2 separate regions of the Mus musculus genome follow, and region 2 is linked to region 1. A link is a loop called in an ENCODE intact Hi-C map of the cell type or tissue named here. Cell type or tissue: heart. All regions are shown on one strand.

The links. Peaks named below come from ENCODE experiments on the same cell type or tissue, not always from the same donor. Only the 100,000 strongest peaks of a DNase experiment are listed, where the experiment ranks them.
Region 2: a loop joins it to region 1, with 6 times the contacts of the local background. A loop is called at or near these places in 1 of 42 quality-filtered maps.

What each region holds. Positions count from the first base shown.
Region 1 is chr11:44,127,716-44,130,215 of GRCm38, forward strand. All of the region lies in intron 6 of Gm12153 (a long non-coding RNA gene), which reads left to right. Among named protein-coding and RNA genes, the nearest start is that of Gm12153, 170 kb to the left of the region's middle. In heart, no CTCF peak of the experiment used is centred here; a DNase peak (open chromatin) is centred at 966.
Region 2 is chr11:44,688,323-44,690,822 of GRCm38, forward strand. All of the region lies in intron 6 of Ebf1 (early B cell factor 1), which reads left to right. Among named protein-coding and RNA genes, the nearest start is that of Ebf1, 71 kb to the left of the region's middle. In heart, no CTCF peak of the experiment used is centred here; DNase peaks (open chromatin) are centred at 1,449 and 1,739.

The sequences.
Region 1 (2,500 bases):
AATCTGAGTTTACTGTTTGACTATGAACTTCACAATGTCTTCTAAGCTCTTTGTTCAGTTGAATTTAATCCTGCCATCAGAGGCCAAGAGAATGGAAAACTCGGCAAGCTTGCATGCATGCTCCACTAGGGAGGAGCTATGGTCTAATAGGAGATAGAAAGAAGCCTTTTGGGACAGTCAGAGCTGGAGAGATGGTTCTGTGGATAGAATGCATGAGGACTCAGGTCCCCAGCACTGAAAAAAAAGCCAGGCATGGCAATCGATGCATGCCATCCAGTATTGAGTGTGGCAGAGGTAGGAGGATCAGTCACAGCTGCCTGGTTTTGATTTTGTCAAATCAGTGATCTCAAGGCTCAGTGAGAGACTCTGTCTCAAAAAAATAAGGAGGAAACCTGCCATCAGCCTCTGGCTTCCAAATGGGCCATGGGCACACACACATACACACACGTACAGACATATTCATACTCACATATATACATACATACACACATATATACACACATACATATACACACATATACAGACATATACACATGTATACATATAAACATACATACACATAAGCACATATACATACATAGAGATATACACATGTATGCAAATAAACATACACACGTACAAACATACACACATACACATAAGCACATACATATATGTACAAACATATACACAAATACAGACAGTTGTATAAAATAAAAAAAAAGACAAAAAGAAATGGCTGGTGTTGACAGGAGTTTCTCAAAACCTTCTAGTAGCACAGAGTGTGCCATGGAGAATGGTGTTGACCTCAGGGTGTTGGAATCCACCCTTCAAGTGTTCCCTGGCCCCAGTGCTGTGTAAAGCAAGAGCAGACTAGGTGGAGGACTCTAGCAGCTATTTCTCTAGAAAACCATCCCAGATTTGTGGGAGGAGGTCAGGGAACAAGCATGGGGCGGGTTCGCTTCAGGGAACTGGCCTGCCCCACAGCAGACAACACTAGCACTGCGGACACATTATTCTCTAGCCAACTTGGAGCCAGGCACAGAATTTGAACTTGAAGCTGGCTGGCCTTGGACCAACCACCGAAGCTGCTGTGTCCTCAGGCCGGCACCACCAGGGGCCATCGGGAGCTCTTCCTGTGTGGGAGCAGTGGTATAGGCAGAGTCTTGTTCTTGTTTTTCTTTGAAAAGAAATAATTCCAAAGTCTACCCCAAGTCAAAAGCTAGATCTAATCTTTTTTTATTACTATTATTTCTTTCTGGTAACCATCTAGAGGCGAAGGATTAGAAGCACGAAATATCAACTGTGCAATTTTAACTGTTTTCAAAGGAAGATAAAATAAATGTCAAGTCCAACAAGGTCACTTGCCCCTTCAGCAAATAATTGTCTCCACAAACCTCTTTTGATGTGTTGAAACTGAAGCAGATTGTTAATGTCCTTCACTGAGAGGACTCGGGGTTCTGCAACATTATATGGTTTAGAGTCCAAAGCAAGACCCCAGGCATTAGTCACCCTTTCTGGCTAATCATCCAAAAATAGGGAAGGCCTTTCCAGTTGTCCTTTGTAGAAGGGTGACAGAGGTGCCATCTATGGCCACCTCATAGGCTCATTCTGGCACAGCCTCTATTTTCTCTTTTATGCTTTGGGAGAAGGAAGAACCTTGAATTAAAGGTTAAGAAAACCAGACTATTTCCAGCTTGTGTTTAATTGGGACCCTTTAGCTCAGATCAAAATGAAACACAGAGTTTATTATAGGGGCACAGGAAAAGAATTCCCAAATCAAAGCACAAGAGCGACACACCTTCTTGTGTGGACTCAAAGATGGAAAGCCAGTGGAAGCCAAGGCTGACATCTGAACCTACTGCATTGTCTGGTGACTGTGCCTGTCTCCAGTAGGCTTATCATCCTCTTTCATTCAAGTTGATCATTGACTGTGCTAAAGATGGCTGCTCAACAACCCTCAGGTCCAGAGAAACACAAAAGACAATTCTAGGTTCTCTGTAGAGAAATAAGGAGAGGTGAAGTGTATTGTTGATCTCTGTCAACTACAAAACAATGATAAAGTCTAAACATGGCTGTCAGGACCTGCAGATGAGTTGTGCCAGGGTACCCAGGAATGGGGTTTAAGATGTGAGTAGATGCCTCCCAAACACACCTACTTTAGAGTCCTGCTTGTGCCCAATACATTCTAGGAAGTTTGCTCTGTAGTCAAGAAATAGACAATTGTGCATCATCACAGAGATGTTTGCACATCCGTGTTTGTAGCTGTAATTTACACAGCTGCCAAGACAGGGAGTCTGCCTTGATGCCTACCAACAGACGAGTAGGTAGGGGAGATGTGGATAATAGATTTTATCCAACCAATGAACAAATAAAGATAAAATTATGCTGTTTGCAGAATATGGACCTGGAGAGCATCCAGTTAAGTAAATTGGGCCAGATTCAAACGGACGGAAGTCATGTTTTTGTTTGTATGCAGGATCTAGGTGTGTGTATGGGTGTGTGTGTGAGAGAGTGTGTG
Region 2 (2,500 bases), 560 kb after region 1:
TTAGACAGTAGCCGCCAAAGATAATGCCTCTCATGTATTATTCCAGGATTCTGATTTTCCCCCCTTTATTTATTTGTTTTTCTTTTTGGCAAAACAGACTGCTGAAGATTTTCTTTTCACAGAACCCTGGCTGAGTTCCGTGAAGTTAGAGAGCCCTGGGTTCCCACTCTGTGTGTCAGATATTTTGAGAGTGCTTTATTTGGGTGATAGAGTAATTCTTGTGACTGATTGCTGTTTTCCTTGCCCAGTCCTCATCAAGTTCCAGCGTCTATGTTTCTGTCAGTCCATCTGTGTTTCTGTCTCCAACCCCACCCCTGCCCCCTAACATCCACTAGTCTCAGCCTCACTTTCTTTTTGATACTCTGTACCTGTTCTTGCCTCAGAAACTTACTGTTTCTTCTTTTAGGGATTTCCCTATAGAACAGTCTTGGCTTGCTCATTCTGGTTCACCCTGCCCCTGCTCCCGCTCCCCACAAATAACTTCTTCTTGGAGAAGCCTTTAAAATTTCCCCCTCTCTCTGTCTCTTTCTGTCTCTTTTTGCCTCTTTCTCTATTCTCTCCCCTGTCTCGTGTGTGTGTGGGGGGGGGGGTGGGTGGGTGTGTGTGTACATGTGCCTTGGCATATATGTAGAAAACAGAAGATAACATTGGAGAGTATATTTTCTCCTTCTGTTTTTACATGGGTTCTGGGGTTTGAACTCAGGTCACCAGATTTGCTAGACAAGCATCTATACTTCTGAGCCATCTTTCCAGCCAAGAGAATCCTTTCTTGTTAACTCCTCCTTCTGCCCATCCAACCAGCCCTTTATTTATCTTTTAACAGATGTTTATCTCATTCACAGCAGATGCCAGGCACTGTTCTTGACGCAGGGATACAGCAGTGAGTGAAACTGATGAGGTCTCTGTGCCTACGTGAAATATCTAATTCTCGCTCGTTACATTCTTGACTAATGATATATATCCTCACTGCCACCTGCAGAATGGCAGTTCCATCTCTCGCTCTGCCATTCCCCGCCAGCTTCACATTCCCCACAACAATGTGTGCAGACTGAATAGAGACCACTCCTTTCCCTCAGGACCGTATCACCGTGCTTTTTTGAAGTCTTCGTAGCCTGTCTTCAGAACCTTAGACTTAGTCAAATAGTCTCTGTGCGTTGGGTTTTTCTCTTTCTGCCTTGTCACCAGGTTCCAGGAGAGAATGAAATGAAGGGCAATCCTCTCTCCCTCATCCATGGCCCACGCTTCCCTCTTCCCGTTGGGTCACTCAGTAGGCTTGACCCAGAGGACTTCTGTCAGAAGTCCTGCACAGATCTAGCCCAGCTCCCATTAGTGTTAATGAGGATGATGTTCCCTCAACTAGAGCCAGCTGGGAGTTTCAGACCTTATCTCCACACTTCAAATAGAAAAACTGAGGAAAGTAGGGAGCAGTTGCACAGAGTTCCGACTTCAACCTGTTTTTAATAATAGAAACTCGCGTTTGCCAAGCCCATGTCATTTCCTCCCCCACCCCAGCCCTGTAGGCTCTATTAGGAAAGGGAATGGACTAAAAGTTCGTTCTTTCAAAGGAGAGTAAACAGAAGGTCCATATGAACTGGGAACCTTGGACATGACAATCTTGCTTACACTATGACAAACTCAGGAGTTTCAGAGCCCCACATGGAGGGCGGTCAGCTGGGGTCTACAGTGCTGGGCAACTGTTGTGAGAAAGCTGGAAGCTTTAGGAACAGAAGGTCAGTACTCCTTTTAGCCCATCAGGTATTTTTTGAGTGCCTGCCAGATGCTAGGCACAGTGCTGAGTTATTGGAAAGTCACCATGACAAAGAGCTGACATTTTGGGACAGTCAAATCTGAGGGTCACCTGGGTGTGAGTCATCCCGGTCAAATGAAGAATCCAGGCTCAGCAAGAAGCAGTTGCTGGGGGCAGGTGGTGGAGAATTTGTTTGTACAACAAGATCTCTTTGGGTTTCTTCTCCTCCTAAGGTATGGGAAACAGACATGGAGGTGTGAGAAAGAACAACAGGAAGTCACGAGTGAGCATGGACTATTGAATGAGGTTCTGGGAAAGCCTATGTCAGGGCAAGCCTAAACCGGTCTGCAAATGAGCTGTGTTCTGGAAGGCTGAACAAGTGGTTTTGCAGCGGTGGCTTAAATAGAGGTGGGAATTTTATCTAGGAAACAATGGGGCCCCCGGCCTGGTCGAGGATAAAGCAGAGATGAATGAGAAGAGAAATGTAACTCTTCTCTGAAAGTGTTTGAGTCTTCATTTATAAACCACCATGTTGTCCATGCATCTACCAATAATAAGCAATGACAGAGGCGAGTCTTCATTTATAAACCACCATGTTGTCCATGCATCTACCAATAATAAGCAATGACAGAGGCGAGTCTTCATTTATAAACCACCATGTTGTCCATGCATCTACCAATAATAAGCAATGACAGAAGCGAGTCAAATGAGAAAAAAAAAGTCAGGCCACATAGACAGTGACCCTGCTGGCCC